Linked DNA regions of Homo sapiens: region 1 is linked to region 2. A link is a loop called in an ENCODE intact Hi-C map of the cell type or tissue named here. Cell type or tissue: pancreas. All regions are shown on one strand. Each heading gives the region's core, and the rest is flanking DNA. Links, peaks and the distances in the headings are about the cores only. Region 1 holds the start of LINC02002 (long intergenic non-protein coding RNA 2002). Region 2 overlaps MAP2K3 (mitogen-activated protein kinase kinase 3).

The links. Hi-C counts contacts between places; a loop is a spot of excess contacts. Peaks named below come from ENCODE experiments on the same cell type or tissue, not always from the same donor. Only the 100,000 strongest peaks of a DNase experiment are listed, where the experiment ranks them.
Region 1: it touches region 2 in a loop (12-fold over the local background); 1 of 110 quality-filtered maps calls a loop at or near these places.

Annotation. Positions count from the first base shown.
Region 1 is chr17:22,260,254-22,268,650 of GRCh38, reverse strand. It overlaps LINC02002 (long intergenic non-protein coding RNA 2002), which reads left to right and starts at 2,293. Exons shown (of 7, transcript NR_187277.1): 1 at 2,293-2,499. It overlaps LOC105371597 (a long non-coding RNA gene), which reads right to left and starts at 2,187. Exons shown (of 2, transcript NR_188343.1): 1 at 1,983-2,187. In pancreas, for the core only: no CTCF peak of the experiment used is centred there; no DNase peak of the experiment used is centred there.
Region 2 is chr17:21,290,911-21,299,307 of GRCh38, reverse strand. It overlaps MAP2K3 (mitogen-activated protein kinase kinase 3), which reads right to left. Exons shown (of 12, transcript NM_145109.3): 2 at 829-895; 3 at 382-430. Among named protein-coding and RNA genes, the nearest start is that of MAP2K3, 10 kb to the right of the region's middle. RefSeq lists enhancers at 874-1,373, 1,374-1,875, 2,036-2,575. In pancreas, for the core only: no CTCF peak of the experiment used is centred there; DNase peaks (open chromatin) are centred at 1,017, 1,797, 3,037, 3,697 and 11 weaker places.

The DNA.
Region 1 (8,397 bases), core at 77-8,076, 970 kb before region 2:
GGTCCCGCTGGAGGAGGAGGCGTTTCAAGAGTGTGAGTTGGTTGCTGGAAACTGCTCTTCTGACTCCCTTCCTGAAAGAGGCTGTTTGCAGGAATCGGGTCCCATGGGGATTGGAATATAGTCTGGTGAGTTGTTGAGGGGTCTTTGGGTGATGGAATCTAAACTGAGACCCCAGAGGCGGGTGTCAGCAAAAGATGGCCGGGCCCTTGGCCTCACTGCCTTACTTCATCCCGGGCCTCGCAGAGGATCTCTGGGAAAGGCAGAAACCGCGACAAATGCAAGTCCAAGGTAGAGCAGTGTTCTCACACTTCGAACTGGCCTCTCATGGCTGCAGATGAGGTTGAGACATTGTCTCAGAGGTTGTCTGTGGTGATTGCAAGCCTGAAAAGGGTGCCCAGCAGTGCTGTGGACGGGCACTGTTGACCCCCCATGAAAGCCAACAAAAATCAAGGCTTGCCTGAGAGAACGAGCTGACTTGCGCTGGAGTCCAACCAATGTTCAAAGCTTCCTGTCAGAAAACCCAAAACCCTCCTGCAAAGTGCAAACAACCTCAGCCCCAAAAGGAGACCACGACCCACAACCTGGAGGGCAGCCTGATTACCTGAAGTCCCTTTTGCTGCCTGAAATCCCTCGCAGCCAAAAGATTTATGGCGAGAGGCAGTCCCACCTAGCAACAGCCCAATGAAAGAACCTCCACAATGAGAAAGGACGTGCAGATGAGATGAAACAGAGCCTAGATTACCAGGCAAAAGCCAGACATGGCTGCCTGCTACTCATCCTATAGGAATCATGCAGCCCTTCAATAGAAGTGGGAGAACAAGAGTTTCCTTGTTGGTGAATGTAATGGGAATTTACGGTTTTAAAATTATAACAGCTGCCAGTCATTAAAACGTGACAGCGTTTAGAAGAAAACACTCATGTAATGGATTCCCATGAGGATCGTCCTCTGTGAACTGTGAAACATTTAGTGTGTAAGACGTTGAGCCAGCCCCAGGAAACCCTAGGCCGATGAGGAACATGGAAGTCAGCAAAAGAAGAGGCAAGTGCGGTGGCCACATCCCACCCAGCATCAACCCATCACACTTCCATTTGGCTCTAGGTATAAAAGCCCCCAAATTGGGAGTTTGTCAGGATGGCCTCAGTTTGCACTCCAAATGTTCCCTGCACCTTGGAGTTTTCCCACCTGAACACCGGGCCATGGGTGTACTGGTTGTGCAATTAAGGGACTGAGGGGATGCAGCTGGAAGCACCTTCATCTGTCTTCACCTTTTTTGCAGGTAGAGGTGTGGGACCTCATTCACCCCACAACAGATTGTATCCTCTCCCCTATCTGACCTTATTGCTGCTCACACTTTCTGTCCCTGAATGAAATCCGAAGATGATGGAGGAGTGCCCCCTCACGACGGGAAGTACCTGCTCGGCTGGGAACTGAATTCGATGTAAATTCTGCCCTGCGGACAGAACTGCTAGTGTCTTTCCCTGACTTGGACGCAAGACGGTAAAACACTGGGAGATGTCCTTTCTTGGGTGTGGTGTGCTCCTGTTCTTTCTAGAAGAACATCTTTTTTTTTTTTTTTTTTTTTTTTTTTTTTTGCAGTGGAGGTGATTTTGACCCAGGCCGGTCTCAGCCAGCCTCCGAATTCACTGCGGATTCATGATCCACAGAAAGATAAAGAGCACCGAGCCGCGCAGACCAAGCAGAGCCACACAGACAGGACAACATAAGGTTGGGAGACTCAAAAAAAAAGAAGCGCTGCAGTGCATTAGCCACATTCCTTTAAGTCGACTACACTTACAGGCACATACACACACACACACACGCAGACTTCCAACACTTGTAACACTCCCACAGAACACACAGACCGGCAGCTTCTGAGGCTGCATGTTTCTGAAGGAAACCCCACCTAAGAGAGAGCAACCCTGAGGAACACAGGTGGGCTGTATCTAAAAATCACAGTGGGGCAAGTTTCAAAAAGACTTACCCCTACGATGACTAGGCAGGCCTGAGGCATCCTGCAGATCCTTTTGGATCCTTAGGGATTTTGCGGTTTATTCCTGGGGCTCCTGCTTGGCGTTTCTTCAGGCTGGCTCACGTCTGCCCTCTCCTAGGATCATGGGACTATCCCGTGGATCCCACAGAGAAGACAGGCGAGAGTCCACCGCCTAGGCACCTCCACAAAGTTCTCTGTCTCCGCCAAGCCGCAGGGATTTGTCGCTAGGTGACGGTGGCATTCATTGTGACGCTAGCCAGAATTTACAGCTCAGGCCTGGCGCCCTGAGACTAGCGCATGCGCTTTAGCGAGGCAGTCTCGGGCGCCCAGCTGTCAGAGCTGTTAGCCTGCTTAAACAGAGGAAAATGGTACAGGCAGAGCTGGTCTGGTATCAGGAAAAAGGCTGCCTACGATAATCCACTGCAGGACCCTAAAAGTCTCGACCTTAGGGCCCCCTCGGACCGTCTCCAAGGTCGGGTCCCGCTGGAGAAGGAGGCATTTCGAGAGTGTGAGTTGGTCTCTGGAAACTGCTCTTCTGACTCCCTTCCCGAAAGAGGCTGCGTTCAGGAATCGGGTCCCATGGGGATTGGAATATAGTCTGGTGACCTGTTGAGGGGTCTTTGGGTGATGAACTCATACCTGAGACCCCAGAGGCGGGTGTCAGCGAAAGATGGCCGGGCCTTTGACCTCATTGCCTCCCTTCATCCTGGGCCTCGCAGGGGCTCTCTGGGAAAGGCAGGAACTACGGCAAAGGCAAGTCCAAGGCGTAGCAGTGTTCTCACACCTTGAACTGGCCTCTCACGGGTGCAGAGGAGGTTGAGACATTGTCTCAGAGGCCGTCTGTGGCGATTGCAAGCATGAAAAGGGTGTCCAGCAGTGCTGTTGAGGGGCACTGTTGACCCCCCCCGCCCCCATGAAAACAAAGGAAAATCAAGGTTTGCATGAGAGAACGAGCTGACTTGTGCTGGAGTCCAAGCAACGTTCAAGGATTCCTGTCAGAGGACCCAAAAGTCTCCTGCAAAGTGCAAACAACCTCAGGCACCACAACGAGATCATAATACACAACCTGGAGCATGGCCTGCCTACCCGAAGTCCCTTTTGCTCCCTGAAATCCCCGGCAGCCAATAGAACTGTGGCGAGAGGCAGTCCCACCCAGCAACAGCCCAATGAAAGAGCCTCTCCACTATGAGAAAGGACGTGCAGATGAAATGAAACAGAGCCTAGATTACCAGGCAAAAGCCAGCCATGGCTGCCTGCTTTTCATCCTATAGGAATCATGCAGCCCTCCAATAGGAGTAGGAGAACAAGAGTTTCCTTTTTGGGGGATATGGTGAAAATGCTTTGTGATGTGTGGATTTATTACATAGAGTTAAACATTTGTTTTGATTCAGAAGGTTGGATACACTCTTTTGAAATGTCCCCTCATTTGGAATGTCCCCTCATAGATTTGTACAATCTTTTGAAATGTCCCCTCATTTGAAATGTCCTCTCATAATTTTGTACTGTCTATGAGGGAACATTTCAAAATTTTTTGAGGCATATAGTGAAAAACTGAATATCCTGGGATAAAAACTACAAAGAAGCTATGTATGAAAATGCTTTCTGATGTCTGATCTCATCTCACAGAGTTAGCCTTTCCTGAGATTCAGCAGGTCAGAAACACTTTCTTTCTAGAATCTACGAGGGAACATTTTTGAGCAAATTGAGGCCTATAGTAAAAAACTGATTATCTTGTGATAAAAACTAGAAACAAGCCTTCAGTGAAATGATTTGCGATTTCTGGATTCATCTTATGAAGCTAAATCTTTGTTCTGATTCAGCAGTTTTTAAGACTTTTTTTGTAGAATCTGTGAAGGGACATTTGGCAGCCCTTTGATACCCATTGAGAAAAACATAATATCCCCTGATAAAAACTTCATGCAAGCTGTCTGTCAAAAGGCTTTAGAATGTGTGTATTTATCTCACAGAGTAAACCTTTGTTTTGATTCAGCAGGTTGGAAGCATGTTTTTTGCAGAATCTAAGAAGAGACATTTCAAAGCACATTGAGGCCTATAGTGAAAAACTGAAAATCCTGTGATAAAAACTACAAACAAGCTGTCTGTGAAAATGCTTTGTGATATGTGAAATTATGTCACACATTTAAACATTTGTTTTAATTCAGTAGTTTGGAAACACTCTTTCTGTAGGATCTACGAGGAGACATTTCGGAGTCCATGCAGTCCTATAGTGAAATAACAAATATCCCATGGTAAAAACTAGAAACAAGCTATCTGTGAAAATGCTTTCGGATTTGTGGGCTCATCTGAAAGAATTAAACCTTTTTTTTGATTCATCAGGTTGGAAACACTCCTTTTGTAGAATCTACTAATAAATTTTGTGGAACCCATTGAGGCATATAGTGAAAAACAAAATATTCTGTGATAAAAACTAAAAGCTTGCTATCTGTGAATATGCTTTGTGATGTTTGGATTCATCTTACAAAGGTAAAACTTTCTTTAGATTGAATAAGTTAAAAACACTCTTTTTGTAGAATCTGAAAAGGAAAGTTTCAGAGCCCATTGAGGCCTATACTAAAAAACCAAATATTTCACGATATAAAGTAGAAACAAGCAATCAGTGAAAACACTTTGCTATGTGTGAATTCATCTCACAGAGTTAAACTTTTTTTTTTTTAGTAGGTTGGAAAAACTCTTTCTGTAGAATCTGCGAAGGAACTTTTTTAAGCCCATTGAGGCATATAGTGAAAAACTGTGTATCCTGTGATAGAAACTAGAAACAAGCTATCAGTGAAAATGTTTTGCAATGTGTGGATCTATCTCACAGAGTTAAACCTTTGTTTTGTTTCAACAGGTTGCAAACACTTTAACTGTGGAAACTATGAAGAGCCTTTTCGTAGTTCATTAAGGCCTATAGTGAAAAATTGATTATCCCACGATAAAAACTAGAAACCCTATTTGTAAAAATGCTTTGCAATGTGTGGATTCATCTCACAGAGTTAAACCTTTGTTTTCATTCAGCAGGTTGGAAACACTTTTTTTGTAGAATTTCAGAAAAGTTATTTGGAAGCCCATTGAGGCCTATAGTGAAAAACTGAATATTTTCAATAAAAAAACTAAAAGAAAGCTTTTTGTGAAAATGCTTTGCAATCTGCGGATTCATCTCACAGTGTTAAACCTTTCTTCTGATTCAGCAGATTGTTAACACTTTTTTTTGTAGAATCTAGGAAAACATGTTTCAGAGCCCATTGAGGCCTATAGTGAAAAACAGAATATCTCATGATAAAAACTAGAAGCAAGTGATCTGTGAGAACACTTTGTGATATTTGGATTTATCTGACAGAGTTAAACCTTTGCTGTGATTCTGCAAGTTGGATACACTCTTTTTGTACAGTCTACAAAGGTACATAGACCCATTGAGAAGTATAGTGAAAAAACGAATGTTCATCAATAAAAACTAAAAAGAAACTATGTCTGAAAATGCTTTGCAATGTGTGATTTCATCTCACAGAGCTAAACCTCTCTTTTACTCAGCAGATTGTGAACACTTGTTTTATAGAGTATACAAAGGGACATTTCACACCCATTGATGCTTATAGTAATAAACCAATATTTTGTAATAGAAACAATAAAAAATATATCTCTGAATACGCTTTGCCATGTGTGGATTCAGCTCACAGAGTTAAACCTTTGTTATTATTCAGCAGGTTGGAAACAATTTTTTTGGAGGATCTAAGAAGGGACACTTTGGAGGTCATTGAGACCTGTAGTGAAAAACCGAATATCCCATGGTAAAAACTAGAAACAAGCCATCTGTGAAAATGTTTTACATTGTGTGGATTCATTTCACAGAGTTAAACCTTTTTTCTGATTCAGCAGATTGAAAACTTTCCTTTCGTAGATTCAACAAAGAAACATTTCAGAGCCCATTGACAAACCGAACATCACACAATAAAAACTAAAAACAAGCTATATGTGAAAATACCTTGTGATGTGTGGATTTATCTCACAGAATTAAACCTTTGTTTTGATTCAGCTCTTTGGATACACCCTTTCTGTACAATCTATGAAAAGAGTTTTAGAAGCCTGTTGAAGCCTACAGAGAAAAGTTGAACATCCCATTATAGCAATAACAAATAACTGTGTCTGAAAATTATTTGCAATGTGTGATTCCATCTCACAGAGTTACACCTTTTTGTGATTCAGCACGTTGATGAACAACCCATTATCCCATGATAAAAACTAGAAACAGCCTCTAAGTAAAAATTTTTTGCAATGTGTGGATTCATCTCATAGATTGAATCCTTTGTCTTGATTCAGCAGATTGGAAAATATCTTTTTGTAAAATCTACAAAGGGATATTTTGAAGCCCATTGAGGCCCATAGTGAAACACTGATTATCCTGCAATAAAAAGTAGAAACAATCTATCTTTGAAAATGCTTTGCAATATGTGGATTCATCTCACAGAGTTAAACCTTTGTATTTATTCAACAGGTTAAAAAAAAACTTTTTTAAATAGAATATACAAAGGACATTTCATACCCATTGATGCCTATAGTAAAAAACCGAATATTTTGCAATAAAAATAACAAAAATTCTATCTCTGAAAATGTTTTATGATGTGTGGATTCATCTCAAAGAGTTAAATCTTTGTTTTAATTAAGCAGGTTGTAGACAGTCTCTTTGTAGAATCTAAGAAAGGATATTTTGGAGCCCATTAGGGCCAATAGTGAAAAACCAAACATCCCACAATAAAAACTAGAAAAAAGCTACCTGTGAAAATGCTTTGTGATGTTTGGATTCATCTGATAGAGTTAAACCTTTGTATTTATTCAGCACATTGGAAACAGTCTTTTTGTACCATCTCTGTGGGACATTTCAGAGGCCATTGAGGCCTACAGTGAAAAATTGAATATCCCACTAAAGAAACTAGAAACAACCTATCACTAAAAACTCTTTGCCATGTGTATATTTATCTCACAGAGTTAATCCTTTGTCTTGATTCAGCAGTTGGAAACACTCTTCTTGTAGAATCTGCAAGGGTACATTTTGGAGCCAATTTTGGTCTACGGTGAAAAACCAAATATCCCACAATAAAAACTAGAAACAAGCTATCTGTGAAATTGCTTTGTGATGTGTCAATACTTCCCACAGAGTTAAACATTTGTTTTGATTTAGCAGGTTGGAAACACTCTTTTTATAGAATCTATGAAGGGACATGTCAGAGTCCATTAAGGCCAAGAGTAAAACACTGAATATCCCACGATAAAAACTAGAAAGAAACTGTGAAAATGCTTTGCGATGTGTGGATTCATCACAAAAAGGTAAACCTTTGTTTTGATTCAGCAGGACGGAATCACTCTGTTTGTCCCTTTGTCTACAGAGTGACATTTCAGAACCCATTGAGGCCTACAGTGAAAAACTGAATATCCCACAAGGAAAACTAGAAACAAGCTATCTATAAAAATGCTTTGCCATGCAGAGATTCATCTCCCAGAGTTAAACATTTGTTTTGATTGAGCAGATTAAAAAGACTCTTTTTGTAGTATCTACAAAAGGACATTTTGGAGCCCGTGGACGAGTATAGCAAAAAATCAAATATCCCGCAACGTAAAATAGAGAAAAGCTATCTGTGAAAATGCTTTGAAATGTGTGGATTCATTTCACAGAGTTAAACCTTTGTTTTGATTCAGCAGGTTGGAAACTCTTTTTGTAGAATCTGTGAAGTGATATTTCAGAGCCCATGGAGAAGTATATGGAAAAAGCAAATATCCTTTGATGAAAAGGAGAAACAAGCTATTTGTGAAAATGGTTTGGGATGTGTGGATCCATCTCACAGGGTTAACCCTTGTTTGCAGGCTGGAAACACTCTTTTTGTAGATTCTATGAAAGGATATTCCAAAGTTAATTGAGGCCTGTAGTGAAAAGTTGACTATCTATGATGAAAACTAGAAACAAGCTATCTGTCAAAAGGTCTTGTGATGTGTGGAATAATCTCTCATAGCTAAATCTTTGTTTTTATTCAGCAGGTTGGAAACGTTCTTTTTGTAGAATATACCAAGAAACATTTTGGAGCCCATGGATGAGTATATTGAAACATTGAATATCTTGCAATAAAAACTACAAAGAAGCTATCTGTAAAAATTCTTTTTGTTGTGTGGATTCATCTTACAGACTTAAACACTTATTTTGATTCAGCAGGTTGGAAACACTCTTTTTGTAGAATCTGCTAAGGGCCATATCAGAGCCCATTGAGGCCTACAGTAAAAGACCAAATATCCTGCCATGAAAACTAAAAACAAGCTATCTATGAAAATGCTTTGCATTGTGTGGATTCATCTCACAGAGTTAAACCTTTTTTTCAGTCAGCAGGTTAAAAAAACTCTTTTTGTATAATCTACAAATAAA
Region 2 (8,397 bases), core at 73-8,072:
GCATAAAATGCAGGTTGCCCAGGTGCTGGCCTGAGGGAGTGATCCAGCGGGTCCAGGGCGGCCTAGGAGCCTGCATGTTCAATACTCTCCCCTAGGGCTAGGATGAGGTGCAGGGCCTTGCTCTCAGCTCAGAAACCTTCCTACCAGCTCTGGGCTCGCCAAGCTCCAGTCAGGCAGCCGATGGTCCTCATTCCCACCAGGAGGGTCAAAGAGTGGGTGGCCCAGGGCCACACAGCCAGCAGCGCAGGACGAGGCTCTTCTCCAGAGCCTGACCCTCTCTGACCCCTCAGTCACCTCCCCCCAAAGTGGCCCTGCAGGGTCAGCTCTACCCGCTCGTCAGGTGAAGTGAGAGGCCCTGCAGGGGTGGCGGCTGGCACCTACTCTGTCTCCAATGGTGATGAAGGTCCGGGAGTCCAGGTTCCGGGGGGGTCTGTGGAGAAAGAAGACTCCGTGAGCTTCAGAGAGAACCACACCCTTCCCCAAGTGCAGCAGTAGATGGGCCAGTGTGGGGCCTGGCGTGGGGACGAGGTGCCTCCTGCCCCGGAGGCGCCTTCTCCGGCCACCTCCTCTCACTGGCTGCTGAGCATCTACACTGAGCTGGGCACGGCCTCATCGAGCCTCCAAGACAGGGTGAGAAGTGAGCAGAGCAGAGCAAATGGTGCTGCATGAACCCCCAGCAGCCGTCACCTGGCTGTATGCACAGCAGGGGCTGCCCAGGACAGGACGAGGTAAAGCAGGGCTGGCCCCACCTGCCTCTCACTCCTTCCATTGAGCCCTGTTCGGGAAGCCTCTCCAGGGTGAGCCAGGGAGAAACTGAGGCAGACTCACGTGGGGTTGGGTGCGGGTGGCTTGGACATGCAGGATATCCGTAGATCCTTCTTCCTCTTGGATTTTCCTAGAATGGAGAGAAGGTGAGGCGTCTGGCCTATCCCTTGACATCAATGTCCCCTGCACTCCCATGAGCCATCAGGCCCTGGCCCACAAGGGTGCCAGCCTCTGCCATCACCCATGCCGGGAGCCCCCTCTCTCCAAGCCAGGCCGTTAGGCCTTCAAAGGGGGAAGGAGGCCCACCAGCCCTGCAGGGGAGCAGAGCAGGACAGACCCAGGCCTGGAGGCTGGACTCCAGGGCCTTATCTCAGCCCTGCCCACTGGGCACATCTTGAGTACCTCCCTGGGCCTCAGTTTCCCCATCTGTGAGGTGTCCTCACTGCCCTGCCTGACTAGTCAATGGGATGTGGGGTGAGAAGGGGCCCAGCGGGGGTCCAGCCAGCACCTGCAGCAGCCACTGTACAGGGGCTTCATTAGCTGCAGGTAGCAGGATGGGGCTCATACTGCATCCAAGATGAGGAAGGCCAGGCCCCCAGAAAGGGCAACAGGCGGTGGAGCAGGCGGGGACTCCAGCCCGGGCTGCCCTCCAGGCTAGCTCTGCTGGGCCCTGCTCACCCTGGAGGCCGACACCCGATGCCCGTTTCTCTCCCTCCCCTGAAAAGCGCTGGCTCTCTCCCCTCCCCTGCACCAGGCAGGCCAGAGTCCCGGGGCAGTACCTTCCTCACTCCACCCCTAGGGACAGGCGAGAGGCCCCAGTGTCCACACCTCTCAGGCTGGCTACAAGAGCCTGGCCAGGTGCACAGCACTCAGCTGGTACTAACGGAGGGTCAGCATTTCTGGGGCTCCAGGCACAGTGGGGCTGGCATGCAGAGAGAGCTCCCTGTAGTCAGGGCCGCCCTTTGAATAAGGCATAGCCGCCATTCCACAGGCAGGAGAAGCAAGGATCAGAGATGCCAGGGTCACCTGGTGCTCTGGCACCATCAGGCAGCAGGGCTGGGAGTGACACGGCTCCCGGAGACCACCCAGTACAGACATGCTGGCCACATGCCTGCCCTTGTGGGAGCTTCTGCCTCATCATTTCCCAAGCATGATCCTGCCACATCTTGGCCCTCACCCACCACCCGCCACTCCCTGCTGCTGGCTCACCCTGGCTGCTGGTACTGGGGCTTAGAAACTGCCCATGGCCCTGCTGCCGCCTGCCAAGAAGACCCCAGTCTCTGAAGCCGCCTCCAAGCCAGGTTCAGATCCAGCCTTGGCCACGGTGCAACACAGACTTGTGGCCCCATCTCAGAGCCACGCACCGGGGCCCAGCAGCCAACCCAGCCCAGATGGAGGGCGAAGGGTGGTTACCGCTACTGGGAAGACAAGGCCAGAACAACAGGAAACAGAATAGCCTTGGCAGGGACAGGGGTCCCAGGGTCCATCCTGGGGCAGGTGGGCAGAGTGCAGGAGCCAGGCAAGCAGATACCTGCAGCCTTTCCACCAAAGCCACCCCGGGGACCCCGCTGCCAGGCCCCAGAGGCTTCAGGAAACAACAGCGTCCACAGACAGAAGCAGCAGCAGCAGCAGCAGCAGCAGCTGCCGCCACATGCACTGGGTGCCTGCCTGCTAACTGCTCACCCCATGAATCAATCGCCTAGTCACTACTCCTGTGCGCAGCGTTTTTATCTCATTTTAAGATGCAGCAACACCCTGGCTGTCAGGGACCGCATGGGTCTCACTGCGAGTCTGTCACAGCCACAGCACCGGCCACAGGCAGGGCCCTTCTCATCTGTGACTCCAGATACTCCCACAGCCCTACAGGGAGGGGCTCCCAACCTCACTTTACTTGGGGAACAGGCTCAGAGAGGTGAAGCCACTTGCCCCAGGCTGCACAGCAAGTCAGGGGTCTGGCCAGGAGTCACTCCTGAGTTTATTGACTCGCAGACCCCAACAGGCCAGGCCATGGCTCACAGCACCCCTGCCACAGGGAGCCCTCCCTGAGGCGGAAGGAGGGGCCCAAGTCTCGTGCTCAACAAGAAACGGCAACAGAGTCTGGAGATGCAGAGGCTCAGCACATTCTAACAGGAAAAACCATGGCACACAGGGCCAGCAGCTTCTGAGGCCACTTCTATCCTGCCTCTGGGCCAAAGTCTCTGAACTTCTGAGGCTCTGGGCTTGGAGTGGCGCAGCCGTGGTAAACTCCAGCTCTGCGACCCTGGCATGGTGCCCTCCTCTGCACCTTGGGTTCCTCATGTACAAAACAGCTCGAGGCAGAAATGCCACCCACCTGCCCCGCACAGTGCTGCAGGACGAAGCAAGATCACGTCTGCAAGGTGCTCAGCACAGGGTTCACTGCGCAGATGGGGACCTGTTGTGGCCCATAAATGGTCACCATGGATATGACCAGCCTCTCTGCAGAGGTGAAAAAAAAAACTGCCCTAAGTAATGAGAATTATAGGTAGCTTTTATTCCTGATGTCAGGCTTTTCGTAACCAGAATATAAAATATTTTCTGTTAAAAATTAAAGCTCTGCACAGAGACCCTGGGCCTTGACCTTGCCCCCAGCCCCTTGAGTCCCACCCTTTCCCTGTGGGGTCCACGCCACACCCTCCCTGCACTCTCTCTGCTCTTGGTCCCTCTGGCCCCAGCCTGCCACCCACCTCATGCCTTGGGATTTGGGAATGTTGTATCATGTGGCCCCCCCTTCACCAAGCCTCAGTTTCCCCACCTGTCAAGGGCACTTGCACATATGGGCTGGATGGGTGGGGACCACGCTCCTCGCAGGCCTGGGTGGTATATGGACTGGCCTCTGCATCCACCGGCCTGTTGGGGACACCAAGCCTGCATCAGGAGGGCCACAGGCTCCATGGGGAAGCCACCCAGCTGTCAGAGGGAGTGGGTGAGGCCGTCATGGAGACAGCCTAGAAACAGGCCTCAGGCTGCTGCAGACGTCAGAGCTGGGCCCAGATGGCCAGGCAGCCCAGGGCTGCCCAGGTGCAGCCGTTGTGGCAACCATCACCACAACAAACAGAGGCTCTCGGCGGCCACTGGCAACCCACGATAAGCCCGCCTGTCCCGGCTCTCAGCACGGGGTGTCCTGGGGTGTCCTCCACATACTCCAGCCTCATAGCAGCCCCCAGGCAGGGGCAAGGAAACTGAAACTGACCAGAATTCAGCCACTGACCTGAGGCTACACCACAGGTAAAGAGAGGCACCCCCAGACTAGAACACAACTCTCACTGGCCGTGGCAGCTCTGCCCTATCTCCTCCCACTCACCCCCAACTAGAGCCCCCGACCCTTGAGTGAGCCCTTCTCTGAATGAGACACCTGCTTTCCCACCGCAGGGCCTTCACACATGCCCTTCCCTCTGCCTGAAATGCTCTTCCCTGTGACTGTCCTAGCTACTACGTCGTCTTGCCTTTCACCAGTTCAGAGAGGCTGCCTGACTGCGCAGGCCCCAGTGACCGGCTCTCCCTGTGGCCTGATGGCTTCTCTGCTGTGGAGTCCCACAGGTGGCCGTTCTGCAGTTACCATCTCAGAGAGCCAGTCAGCAGGTCACCTGTGAGCACTCACTCTGGAGCCAAGGCCTGGGCTCAACTGCAACTCTGCCCCTTCCTAGCTGTGTGCCCTCAGGCAAGTGGCTTCACCTCTCTGGACATATGTAAAGTGGAGATTACAGACAAACCTCCCCGGGTTATCAGCGTCATGCCATAGCAGTGCCTGGCGCGTGGAGATTAGATGGGGCCATCTGGAAGTGCACAGCTCCCAAGAGAACACCACCCTCAGCCCCAGACCACCCCTGTCCACCCTCTCAGTGACTCCACAAGGGAGTAGGGGAGGTTCACTTATCTGTTGTATCAAGCATGCGGGAGAAGAGGTGACTTAGAGAGGCCACACGGTGGGCGTCTGGTGAGGAGTGGCCATAAAGGCAGGTCTGTCTGGCTCCAACGTCCAAACAGCAACAGCCTGAGGGCAGGGCCCCCACTTCGGCTGCTCCCTCTACCCTGGGCCTGGGGAGACCAAGCTGTGTGACCCTCTAAGGGTCACCCACAGGGGCAAGATGACAACCCCTCCTTGCAGCCCCTGCTCCGCCTCCACTCATAAAGTCAGCCCCACACCATGCCACATGCAGGAGCATCACCAGGTTTCTGACAACAGAAGTAATCCCTGCTCCTAGTTCACTGCCCTCACCTGACTTCCGGATGTTCCAGGAGGTCCCTGTTCTACTGCAGAAGTTCTGGGCCTGCCAGGGAAGGAGCCACAAGGGCTGGGAGATGTGAGCAGCAAGAGGCGCCGCCCTGCCCCAGGCCACCTCTATTCCCCAGGGTCCCTCAGAGGGACAGCAACAAGGCCAATGCGCTCCATGGCACGGGGGAAACTGAGGCCCCGAGAAGTGGGCACAGGCTTTTGCGTGGGCAGATGTACCTCGACGGTGTGGATGGATGTGTTTGGCTGCGACCTGCCAGACACTGGCCCCTCTCCCCAGGACAGGTGCCATCAGAGGTCCTGAGGTACTGCAGACGCCACTGCCAAGCACCTGTGGGCAGCAGGGGGTGGCCATGCACCTTCAGGCAGGGCCCCTTGCCCTGAGGTTCTGGGGCCCCTGTCCTGGGCTCTGGAGAGGATGCAGGACAAGGGGAAGGTTCTCCCATCTAACCAAGTGCCTGCTCCATGCCAGGCCCAGGCTGTGCCATCTGGCCTCATACACGGCCACTGCAGGCCCTACCTTCTCTATCCTCACCTTGTAGGTGTGCAGCAGGCTAGGGTGAGGAGGAGTGACCAAGGCTCTGCCCTCCACAGCCCTGCCCTGCCTCTGCCCGGCTGTGCAAGGCCACCTGGCCAGGGCCTGGCCTCCAGGGCCTCACACCCTCCCCACCTCTCTACCCTACAGGGACTTCCTCACCTGCAGAGAACGGGGGATCCCCAGACTATCCACCTGGCAGCGCCCCCTCCCCGGTGATGCTCCGGACCAGCATGGCTCGGGAGCACCCCTAACATCCGGTGGGGAGGCCAGATGCTCAGCTGCACAGGGGCAACCATGGCTGCCAGAGGGTCCTCCCGCCCAATGCCAACAGCCCAGCAGAGACAACCATGGCCCGCCTGCAACATGGAACCACTTGTGCTTTGGAGGGAAGGACGTAGGGAAGGGCCAGAGGCACGGGCCTCGCTGGAGAGGGAAGGAGGCAACACGGGAGGACCCCGGGCAGAGTGGCTGGGGCACAAGGCACGTGAAAGACAGGGGGCCCACAGCAGGTGGCTGCGGGCATCAGGGTGCAGCCTGGCCTCCCATGGCCAGACCTCACCGGTCTGGGTCCTCCATGCCCCATGGCCATCAAAATGCCCATTCTTCTGCATCCAGAAATTCCACGTTGAGCAGCTTACCCCCACACTACAACACCCACTAACATTTAGTGAATACCTACTATGTGCTGGGGTGTCCTGGGGTGTCCTCTGCGTGCCTGGCCTATGCAAATTTCTTTCATTACATCTCATTTGATCCTCTCAGCAACCCCTTGAGGCAGGTACTAATGTGATCTCCATGCTGCAGATGGGGAAACTGAGGCCCAGGGTTTATAGAATCAAAAGGCTGGCACATGGAATTGGTGAGGATCCTGCAGGTCCTCAGCAGGATGCGAGGAGTGGCCTCCCAGGGACAGGAAGAGCCAAGAGCAGCAGGAGTACAGCAGTGTGAGAAAGAAAATGCCGGTCAGACCATGTGAGGTGGCTCACGCCTGTAATCCCAGCACTTTGGGAGGCCAAGGCAGAAGGATTACTTGAGGTCAGGAGTTTGAGACCAGCCTGGCCAACATGGTGAAACCCTGTCTCTACTAAAAATACAAAAATTAGCACATGCCTGTAATCCCAGCACTTTGGGAGGCCAAGGTGGGTGGATTCCTTGAGCTCAGGAGTTCAATACTAGCCTGGGCAACATGACAAAATCCTGTCTCTACAAAAAATAAAACAAAACAAAAATGTAGTGGGCGTGGTGGTGCGTGCCTGTAGTCCCAGTTACCTGGGAGGCTGAGGTGGGAGGATCGTCTGAGCTGTGGTGAGCCATGACTGTGCCACTGGGCAACAGAGCAAGACACTGTCTCAAAAAAAAAAAATGAGAAGAAGAAGGAAAGAAAATGCTGGAGTGTGCAGAGTATTCCGAGGAGAAACAAGAGACTGCCTTTTTGTCCCTTTGAGATTCCTGCACTGTGTGATAAAGGCTACTCAAGTGCAGGCAATTTAAAGAAAAGAAGAAACAAAGAGGCCTGCTTGAAGCCAGCCCCAGCACTCTCCTCTGTCTGAAGGGGCAGCCAGGCTCACTGAGCACAGTACAGCCCCCGCAGCAGGCTGCTCAGGCTGGAGGGTGCCCCAGAGACTGTCCAGTGCAGATGCTGACACCAGGGGCCCCAGGACACGCCTGAGGTGACGCACCAGGGCAGCAGCAGAGTCAGGCCCCCAGCCTGGGTCCCAGCTCCTGCCTTCCCCGCACCTCAGTGGAGAAACCACCACAGCGTCGGCCCGTGCCAGCCTGGGGGCGAGCCACACTCCCTCTCTGTGCAAGCCTCGGTTTCCTCCTTTGACGTCCTATGAACGGGTGAAGGGGCCATGACCTCTGGGAAAGGATGAGCAAGGGTCCGGAGTTGTAAAGACAAAGCCATGCTCCCAGGACAGTCCTTCGTGACCTTGAGCAGGTCACTATCCCACCAGGCCTCAGTTTACTCACTCCTAAGATGGGGTTGATGACAACACACCCAGGTTGCTGGGTAGCCGTGAAGACCAAACAAGTCCATGCACACAAAATCCCCAGCACAAAAGGGGTCAGATCGGTGGGACTCTGGCCCCAGGCTCCCACACTGTGGGGCAGGCCCCATGCTCAGGCTTTAAGAGGCCATGACAGGGCAGGGGGACCCACAAGTGATGCTCAGCCCTCCCAGAGCATCAGAAGAATGGGACATTCCTTGCACCAGGATCGTAGGCTGTGCTCCAAAGGTCCCCACGTGGGCCCGGCTCGAGGTCAGCAAGGCCATTGCCAGCCACCTGCACTGTCGACAGGCCAGTGCTGCTGCTCCTGCAGAACGGAAAACAAACCTGAACAAACGCCATCTGTGCTTCACTGTTATCACTACGTGTTGTGTTGTGTTGTGTTGTGTTGTGTTGTATTGTATTGTACTGTATTCTATTGTATTCTATTGTATTGTATTCTATTGTATTGTATTCTATTGTATTGTATTCTATTGTATTGATTGTATTGTATTTATTTTTGAGACGATTCTCTCTCTATTGCCCAGGCTGGAGTGCAGTGGTGCGATCCCGGCTCACTGCAAGCTCCGCCTCCCGGGTTCATGCCATTCTCCTGCCTCAGCCTCCCGAGTAGCTGGGACTACAGACACCTGCCACCACGCCCGGTTAATTTTTTGTGTGTTTTTAGTAGAGACGGGGTTTTACCGTGTTAGACAGGATGGTCTCGAGCTCCTGACCTCATGATCCACCCGCCTCGGCCTCCCAAAGTGCTGGGATTACAGGCGTGAGCCACCGTGCCTGGCCTACTTCTATTTTTTTTAAACAGACAGGGTCTCACTCTGTCACCCAGGCTG